Linked DNA regions of Homo sapiens: region 1 is linked to region 2. Evidence: chromatin loops called from intact Hi-C (ENCODE). Cell type or tissue: B cell. All regions are shown on one strand.

What was found. A loop is a pair of places that touch in the nucleus more often than their neighbours do. Peaks named below come from ENCODE experiments on the same cell type or tissue, not always from the same donor. Only the 100,000 strongest peaks of a DNase experiment are listed, where the experiment ranks them.
Region 1: a loop joins it to region 2, with 2.2 times the contacts of the local background. A loop is called at or near these places in 5 of 110 quality-filtered maps.

The regions. Positions count from the first base shown.
Region 1 is chr6:37,677,991-37,682,990 of GRCh38, reverse strand. The region is part of intron 1 of MDGA1 (MAM domain containing glycosylphosphatidylinositol anchor 1); the gene reads left to right. Among named protein-coding and RNA genes, the nearest start is that of MDGA1, 17 kb to the left of the region's middle. In B cell, no CTCF peak of the experiment used is centred here; DNase peaks (open chromatin) are centred at 2,750 and 2,890; H3K4me3 peaks cover 589 bases; H3K27ac peaks cover 1,012 bases.
Region 2 is chr6:37,619,732-37,624,731 of GRCh38, reverse strand. No RefSeq gene overlaps it. Among named protein-coding and RNA genes, the nearest start is that of MIR4462, 67 kb to the right of the region's middle. In B cell, no CTCF peak of the experiment used is centred here; DNase peaks (open chromatin) are centred at 481 and 1,941; H3K4me3 peaks cover 598 bases; H3K27me3 peaks cover 662 bases.

The DNA of each region.
Region 1 (5,000 bases), 58 kb before region 2:
GGGGTTAGAGGGTAATAAGGTCGACTGCATTCTGTCTACTTCCCTGCCCAGGAGCCAAGCCATGGGCTATGACCAGAGTGGCCTGCACCCCTGAATATACCTGAGCCTCATGAGTCCGGCTCAGAGCAGCACTTCTACCCTGTTGTATATTTCTCTCTCTCTCTTCACTAATAACTGGGACCTGAGATTAATTAACTAATTCAGTATTTATTGAACCCCCCGCAGTGTGCCAGACTCTGTTCTAGGTGCTGAGGATACAGCAGAGAACAAGACAGAGATGATCTAGAATCACAGACTTATAAAGTGACAGAGCCAGCGGGAATCTTAGGGCAAATCTAATCATTTGTCAGGAGAGAAATCTGTAGCCCAGAGAAAACAAGAGAAGTTCTCAGGCCACACAGCAGAGAGGGGGATCAGCCTGGAATCATGGAAGGTCAAAGGTAAAGGGCTTAGAGGTTGCCTGTTTCTACCTGTTCAGTTTTTTGTTTGTTTGTTTGCTTGTTTTTTGAGGCAGAGTCTCTCTCTGTCACCCAGGCTGGAGTGCAATGGTACAATCTTGGCTCACTGCAATCTCTACCTCTTGGGTTCAAGGGATTCTCCCTCCTCAACCTCCCGAGTAGCTGGGATTACAGGCACCCGCCACCACGCCCAGCTAATTTTGTATTTCTAGTAGAGACCGGGTTTCGCTATGTTGGCCAGGCTGGTCTTGCACTCCTGACCTCAGGTGATCTGCCCACCTCGGCCTCCCAAAGTGCTGGGATTACAGGCATAAGCCACTGCGCCCAGCCTACCTGCTCAGTTTTTAGAGGCAGAAACCAACGGCCAGAGGTGAAGGGTCTCACCAAGCTGGTGGCCCTGCTGTATCTGCCAGTGATTACTCTCTCTTCCACATCCATCTTCCAAGCCAGATCTAGATTCTCATTTGCAGAGGGGTGTGTGTGTGTGTGATGTGGGCAAGGGTAGTAAGCAGGGGACATGAGTAGCTTTCTTTTTGATCAAGCCATGCACCTCCTTTACTGTGCCTGCTGGCAAAGTGGCCTCAAGGGATACTAGGAGGAGCTTGCTACTGAGGGATGCCCCAATGTGCCCAAAGCACTGACACCCTTGTCTGGTTCACTCCCTCCTTTCTGGAGACTTGAGGGAGCAGGGGCTGCAAAGCCTGGCTGGGGTGAGGGTGGGCTTCATGCCCTCATTGTCCCCTCCTCCTCTTCTGTTGGAGATCAGTGTGTGTGTGTGTATCTGTGTATAGGGACCACTGGTATGAGATAAACTGCTCTCACTTGGTACCTCAACAGAAGCTGTAACATGTTCCTCCAGTTCTCTCTGCCTCGTGCAAGTGCACATTATTTGTATTTTTTGTGCATGTAATATACACTGGCATGTGTGTGCTGTAGGTGTGTATATGGGTGATGATGTTGCACACGATAATATGTATGTGCAGGGAACTATGTATATGTGTGGTAGGGGGTCCTACAGACCTCTTTAGGGGCTTCTCTGGGTCCACCTTTATCTCGCTGCCCCTCCAGATGGCCTCTGGTCACCTTTTTCTTGGTTCCAAGGCAGGGGGTGGGCACGGGCATCCAGCACCCTGGGTCATCAGTCAGGGACTTATGTCCAGCCTGGGTATGGCCCCCACCACCCTTCCTAGGAGACCTGAAGAGGGGGGGCAGGGGCAGGCCGAGGCTGGCCTGGAGCTCCTGGCTAATTTTCCTGGCCTCGATTGATCTAGCAGCTTCTCCTGAGTCTATTAGCAGTCCGCGAGTGAAAATATCCCCCATCGTGAGCCCTGACCTGAGACAGGGAGGAATCCGTAGCAATTTGTTCAAACAGAGGAAAGTGTTTCCCTCTGATTTGTATTCCAATTTACTCAGGCAGGAAGGGGGTCAGGGTAGGACCCAGGCACTGCCAGAGCTGGGCCCAGACCCATCCCCCTTAACCCCCCATGCCAGCCGGGTTGGCAGCTGGTCCTGCCCAGGTTTCCTGGGGGGGGGGGGCTGAGGAGGAAGGGTGGGCCCCAGTAGGGGACAGGGAGGGAGGTCTGCCAGCCTTCCCAGCAGGCCCTGCTCAGCTGGAGAGCTCAGTTGTGGATTTGGTTTTCACAAAACACAAAGCCGCCTGCTCGGAGCCTCTCTCCCAGGCACTGGGGCCTGCGCCAGGCGTGCGCTCACCCGCTGCGCCCGTGCCAGATCTGGGCTGGGCTGGGTGCATGGAGACAGTGGCCCCAGCTGGGCCAAGTGGCAGGGGGGCTGCTGAGGCCCAGAGGGGAGTTGGCACCTTTGAAAAGCGCTGGTGCAGTGTGGAGAGCCCCAGCACGGCCTTCCGATCCAGTGCTCATGCTTACTTCCCAGCCTGAGCAAACTGGGGCTCTGTGGTGTCCTAACCAGGCAATCTTTTGAGCACCTGCACTAACTACAACTCTGGTCGTATTAAGTACCTGCTGTTTGCCGGGCACTGGACTAGTGCTGCCAGGTGTCTAGTCCTTGCAGGGTCCGGTCGTCTTCATGTGCCTCAGTTTCCTCACTGGTGCTCCTCCCATCCTTTGCATACCTCTGTCACCTCCTTCATGCATCTCTGCTCAGCCCTTCTCACTTCCTCTTGGGAGGTGCTTCTCCCTTCTAAGGGTAGCCCTAGTGGCTGAGGGTCACAGGGCTGATGCCTCTGAGCAGGCTGGCTTCCTTTCTCCCCGATTGCTTCTTTTGGCCCCACCTTGCCCTCCCCATCAGGGCACAGGCCTCCACAGAGGTGGTGCCATGGCAGCTGGAGAGGAGGATTCTGGGAAGGGTCAGGCAAGTGATCCCGCACAGCTCACCTTCCATCCCCACCTTTGCCTTCCCTGGTGTGTCAGCGCCCCACCCCCGCCCCCGGGAGGGGAGTAACCAGAGAAGTTCTTCACACTGAGGTGTCAGTAACTAGCAGCTCTGAGGTCAGCTGTCACACATGACTTGCCAGGCTCCATGACACCATCGAGATCTAATTTCAGAATCAAGTAACTAAATATAATGAAGTCGATGAATAACCATCTCTCGCTCAGGTGGGAGCGTAGGGAGGCAGTGTGGCCTGAAGGATAGGAGCAGAGGCTTCTGAAACAGACCTGGGGTGGAGGTCTGCTCGGCCGCTCACTAACCATGTGATGATGGGCAGGTGTCGCACTGTGCCTCAGTTACCCCATGCACAAGACAGGGCTAATACTGGTACCTTCCTCAGAGGGCTGTGGTAAAGGGGAAATGAGGAATGTGTGGGAAGCCATGTGCCTGGCATGTGGGAGGCAATGACCACCACTGTTCGGAGGAGGGTTTGCTAAGTGAGTGATTCCATCACCGAGGCCTGGCTCAGGAAGCTGCCGCTGTCACTGGCTGAGGCACAGAGGCTGCCACCAGGGAGGCGGCATGGGAGGCTCTGTGTACAGGCACGTGTCACAATATCGGGAGAGAGAGGGAACAAGACTGAGACCCTGGCCCAGGAGGAAGGGTAGAAGAATTCCAGTCCTCCTCCCATTTTCCTTTTGGGGAAGTTTATAGCAAGAATCTTCCCTTCTAGCTACTGTACAGGGCTTGGAGACAGGTGTTTTGCACAAGCCCTTTACTGCCACCCACCCACTGTCCATTCCAGACCCCATTTTCCTCCCAAGGGGCAGCCTCCCTCCTCCCGCATCCACAGCCCCCAGCTATCTCCTGATAGGGGCTTTTCTGTCCCTGGCCGTGATTGAACTCTGGTCCAGTTGTCCTTCTCCATCCCTGAGTCCTTCTTTTTTCTCCCCCCACCTACTCGATTTCAAGTCATTTAAAAGTTGTTTCAGAGGCTCAGCATTATAATCAGATCCTATGGAGCCTGCCACTTATGTGGTTTCTAAAATTTTAGCCAAAAAAGGAGAGGAAACCCTTCAGTGATGGAGAAAAAATAAGAGACTACTTAAGCAGGAGGGCAGGTATTGCATTTCTCAATTTATAAATATACCTGATGCTAAAGAAAATATGCTCCTAAACTTTATGTTTCCTGAATTGATGCTTGAAAAAAAAGATTGTTCATCCCTTTAAGGGATTTAATGTGCTTTTGCTCCCAGGGGTGCTCGCCTTTTGAAAAGGATACAGAAAGAGAATAAACAAGTGACTATTTAATATGCAGGGTGTTGATTTGATGAGTGTTACGAACATGCATAGCAGGGAAAGGGATTGAGCGTGATGGAGGTGGGGGCGGGCGGGCTGTCTTAAACAGGGTGTTCAGGGAAGGCCTCTCAGAAGACAGCTGAAGGAAGGGATGGAGCAGGCTCTGGAGAGCTGGAGAAGAGCAATCCAAGCAGTGGGGAGGGGGTGGGGCTGTAAGTGCAAAGGCCCTGAGGTGGGAAGGGGCCAGGCCTGCTTGAAGACTGACAAAGAGGGCAATGTGGCTGGAGTGGGGAGGGCAGTAGAATGGGAAGTGGGGCTGGGAGCCGATGGCAGAGGGCATGGCAGGCTGTTGAAAACGCATTGGCTTTGACCCCAAGTAGGATGGGAGTCATGACAGGGAGAGCAGAGGAGAGATGAGATCCTCTGCCTGCTGGTGGAGAACAGACTACAGCAGGCAAGGGAGGAAGCAGGGAAGACCTATCAGGAGGCTGCTGTCACAAGCCAGGCAGGCCTCGGGAGTGGGGGCTAAGACTAGGGTGGCATCGCAGGGGGCAGATTCCTGATTGGTTCTGAAGGTCAAGCCGACAGAGCTTGCTGGTGAATTGGGTGTGGGGTGTGGGAGGAGGAGAAAAGTCATGGATGACTCCCAGATTTCTGGCTGATACTTGGTTAACGGGAGACAACGTGTTCCCACTAATACAAGTGTAGGGGGTGAGGAGTGGCTCCCAACCCTTGGGGGTACTGGGGGGCAGTGAAAGTTGGCTGCTGGAGGTCAGTGGATGGAGGGGCCATAAAGCGAATGAGGTCCTCCTTACATTTCTGCTCCCTGGTTCTTTAACCTCAGAGCTAATTTTCCTGTGGTCTCCTGGGTAGAAGCCAAGGCCTGGCCTGGAGGAA
Region 2 (5,000 bases):
CCCTGTCCTGGAGGGAGGAGTGAGGGTGGAGGTTGGCAAAGGGCGGATTCTGTCCCTTCACTCCCTTCATCCTGAGTCCAGAGATAAGGACAGGATCGGGGGTGGGGGACGGAAAGTCCCACTTCCACTCTCCCTAGGGTGGGAATTTGAGGGTTTTTTGTTTGTTTGCTTTTGTCTAAAACTTGAAGAGCAGAGAAGGTTCTGGATGGGCCAATCTCTCCCTGCCGCTACCCTCCTTCAGGACAGGACTCCCCTGGGGGCTCCAGTGGAAGTGGCATTGGAGGGGTTGGGGAGTGTGCGGCATCCGGGTGACTTCTGGCCTCTGGACTGGAGGGAGGTGGGGTCCAGATCCCCATCCTTTGGTGAGCAGGCCCGACTCTGAGGAAGTTGTTACCCCTCTTCTGTCAGCCTTGGCCACACCTTGCCCCCAGGGCCTGTCTGGCACAGGGCCACAGCTTTGGAGGTTTCCACACATCTTTCTTCTTGTCTCTCTCACTCACCTGTCTCCATGGGAACAGGCTTCAGGGCTGGCAGAGATGACTGAAGTCTGTGGCCCTCAGACCTGAGCAGGGTCTGGCCTTTCCTGGCTGGTGAGAATCCAATCAGTTTCGAGATGCTGCCAAGGTAATAAGGAGTGGAGGGAAGCTGTAGTCACCCCCTCCAATGGCCGGCCGGATTCCTCCTTATAATACCCTTCCAGCCTTGCTTGAATTCTGCCAGTGACCAGGAGCTCAGCACTTTGCCAGGCTTGCTTACTCACTGTCAGCCAGTAAGCAGTGAGGACTATCCCCTCCCAGCCCTCTGTATCCTGGGCCATGTTGGGGGAAAGGCCACAGAAGAACAGAGGCAGGAGCTCTGCTCTGCACCCCTCAATGTTCCAGAATGCACTGAGAAACCCCAGGGTGTTGCCCTTGAGTCACTCAATGAAGCTATGACTCTGTCTTGAGAAATGGTGTAATGCCAGTGGGAGAGGTGAGACTGGGATCTTGGGGTCTGGGTTCTGGTCCGAGCTCTGCCGTGGATTTTCTTCTCATCTGTGGGCCTCAATCTTGCCACCTGCAAAATGGGAGGAGTTAGGATTGAATTATTTCCATAGGGCCTTCAAAGTCCTGACTTCCAGTGTTCTGTGTTTTATTTGCTATTAGGGTAAAGGATCAGATCAGGCATAAGGAACCAATAGCCCCAAACAGGTTTTCGTTTGTTTGTTTTTGTTTTTTGTTTTTGTTTTGTTTTGTTTTGTTTTGTCTGTATCTCTTGGTTAGCAAAGATGGATTTCTGCAACACACATTTAATCCCAGGGTCGCTGCCTGCATGTGGGACACAGCACCTTTGTCTGTCCCCATAGGCTTTGTCCAGGTTCTTAGGCTTGTCTGAGTCCTGTTCCTTTTTCCAGAAACTGCATCTTCCTCAAGCCGTGGTAGATTTCTGTCTCTTATTTTGTCCCATGAGTTACCCCAGCCCTTCTCCCAGGTGCCCTGTGCACCCTGGATCCGTCCCTCATCCTGACTCCAGAAGCTCTGGCCTCCTTCCTGCCTCTACACCCCAGGGGCACCACCTTTCTCTCCACTGTCTGCTTTTCCCTTCCTGGAACCTAATTCTGGGAGTTCTCCTTCCTACCGGGGCTGGGGAGAACGTAGTTGCATTTTTTCCTACATGGGGTTTGTTCATTCATTCACTCACTCAGTCACTGTGGCAGCCACTGTTGGTTGCACCAATGAGGAGACTCGGGAGGATAATCCTATCTTGTCCCTCTGGCCCTCCCCCAGCTTCCTGCCCAATGGGCATGACTGTGTGACATTGTCATGCCTGGAACAGTGCTAGCCGACCTGTGACCATGATGCATCAAGCTCCAGAATAAAAATCAACACTGTGAAGACGGTGAAGCAAAAAGGTGGAATGAGCCTGGGGTTCTTGATGAGTGATTTGCTGTCAAACCAACCCTGAAACCACCCCCCTCCACACTTCCTGTTGAGTACACAAATGTCATACAGTTAAAGCTTTATAAATGAAGTATTGTGGTCTTTTGCTATCACTATAACAGCAAAAATTTAGACATTCACTTAATTGGCCATTCACTTACTCATGAATTCACTCACACATGTATTCACCTTCTTGTTGTACTGATTAGGATAGAGGTTCAGATGCTCTAACAGAGATCTCCAAAGAGCGGTGGCTAAATTAAATATAAATGTAGTTCTCTCTTATGTAACAGTCTGGCTGTAAGTAGTCAAGGGCTGGGATGTCAGCTCCAAGATCTCAGGGACCCAGGACACTTCTAGTTAGTTGCCCCAACATCCCTGGGGTGTTCTCTTGTCCATATGGTCCAGGATGTTTTACCACCATGTCACATTTCAACTGGAGGGAAGGAGGAAAGGTAAAGGGAGGGCCTGGTTCTTTTGTAAAAATATGATGCGGAAGTTAAATATCCCACACATCGCCCACATCTCATTGACCAAAACTTAGTTATATGGCCACTCCTAGCTGCAAAGGAGGCTGGGAAATGCATATTCTATTCTAGGGTGCTGTCTGTCCAGCTATAAATTATTTTTGTTTTGCTATAAAAGAAGGTGAGAAACAGGTATTGGTTGGGGGAGGAGGGCAATTGGCAGTCTTATTAATTTTTCTCATTCACACCATTCATTCATTCATTCAATAAACATATTGAATACATACTATGTTGAAAGCACTGGGTTAGATGCCAGGATCCCAGCCTTCAGGTTCCTCATGGTCTAGGGGGAGGATAAGGAAAGTCTAGATATTCGAATCCAACAAACTTTGTGAGCACCTGCTCTGCCCAGACATACATCCAAACTGAAATGCAAAAAGCACCAGTGACATTATGTTTTTAGGTCAGTCACTGTCCACTTTGACTACCTGCCCCCTCATGTCCCCTCTCCCTGACTGAGCCCAGGAAGGGAGGACAGTGACAAGAGCAAGTGAGAGCATGCCCCTCAGAACAAATGTTTGCTTAGGAAAATCCTTCTTGGTTCCTGACTAGAATCCTGCTTGCCGAAATGTGCTCTCACTTTTTGTTCTTGGGCATGATGGTCATTCGTATTGGCCTCTGCCTTGGGGCCTCATCAGATGCTAGCAGTGTGGGGAGCAGTGGAGAAGACACGGACCTCCTAGCAGTGGTCCTGCCTGCCAAAGAAAGGCTGTCAGTTTCCCACCCTTGGGGTAGCATGGTGGCTCAGTGTCTTTGGGAAGCAGAGAGTCTGTGAGAATGGTCCCTACTGTGTGCCTGGCACACAGCGAGTGCACCATGGGAGCCTGATAAATGGATGAATGAAGAATCAATGAATGCACGGTAGGTAGATTGTACTTTTCAATATGGACCTCAGAAATATTTCTGGTCCTATGTTAGCTCTTCCATGACCTGGCAACTCCTCATCAAAAGGTACATCTGTTTTCTCTCCTCTTGAAATGGGGCTGATTTGTGACTGCCTCCATCAATAGAACGCTTTTGCAGAAGTGACACTGCACGACTTTAGAAGCTAGGCCATAAAAGGCACATAGCTCTGCCTGGGTCTGTCTGTTTGTCTGTCTGTCTTTCAGGAGAGCCCAGTCACCATGCTGGGAGAAAGCACAGGCTGTATGGAGACACCACATGTTTTAGACAAAGCCCAAAGTCTCAGCCCATAACCAGCATCAGCCTCCAGATATGTGAATAGCGAGTTTGAGATCATTTCAGCCCCCATCCTTTCAGCCAGCCCAGATGATGCTGGGCAGAGTAGAGAGATCTTTCCCCCACCAAATCCTGCCCAAATTGAAGAATCCTGAGCAAAAGAAATGTTGCCATTGTTTTAAGCCACTAAGTTTTTGTAGTGGTTTGCTCTGCAGAACAGCCTGGTAGATTTCAAATGGCCACAAATCCTTTGCAGCTTCTCCCACCAAGAGATGGCGTCTATTTCCCTACCTCTTGAATCTGCGCTGGCTTTGACCAAGAGAATACACCCGCAATGATGTTGTGCAACTTCTGTTTTCACTTTCTTGCTGCCCTGAGACTGCCATGTGAAAGGGCCAAGCTATCCTGCTGGATCAAAGTCCAGCCAACAGCCAGCACCAACCTCCAGACATGTGAGTGAGTTCACATCAACCATCCTGCCCCAGTCAAGCCACTGGCTGCAGCCACATGAATGACCCCAGGAAGAGCCCAGTCCAGATCACTGACCACAGAATTGGGAGTAAATAAAATGGTTCTTGTTTTAAGCCACTTCACTTAGTACACATCAATAGATAACTGATCATATCAACTTCCTATTTCTCAAACAGCTTTTGAACCAAGAGGTATTTTGTGTGCCCAGGGTTGTGCCAGGTGTGGGGATGGGCATAGTAGATGAGATTCTCGTCCTCCAAGAGTTGATTGCTTGGTGAATCAAGGCTCACAGTGGAGTAGATTGCTAGTTGACAACGCAGATTCATCCTCCCTTCCTCATGCTGATGGAACTGCAGGCCAGGCGCTCATGGCTGCCCAGATGCACCGTGCTTCCCAGCCTCCCTTGCCAAGCTCGCTCCAATGGCAAGTGAAAGGAAGTGATGGAGGCCACTTCAGTCCTGACCCTGTAGGAGAGTGGGGCTGTCCTTCACCCTAGGGGAATGATGGAGGAACAAGATGGAGGGAGCCAGGGTCTCCACGTCACCTTTGGAGGAGAGCTGCTCACTACCCTAGACTCAAGCTGCTATGGAGGAGGTTATAAACCTCTCATGTGTATCTGGGTTTTGGATTCTCTATTACAGGAATTCAGTTTTACCCCAGTAGTACAGCCAGTCTCTCCTGCAAGGCGGCCTTCAGTGCCCATGTCTCTTCTCCAGACTGGAAGCTTGAGTTGGGGCTGAGGGCTGGGAGGCAGTGGGTAGCGGGTGGTGCTTCCTTCCTGCTACAGCATGAGTCCAACAGAGCAGGGACTTTTGTTCTTTCTGTTCACAGCTGTATCTCCAATCCAGTGCTGGAACACAGCATGACAGATAGGAGATGATTAATAAATATTTCTTGATGGGTA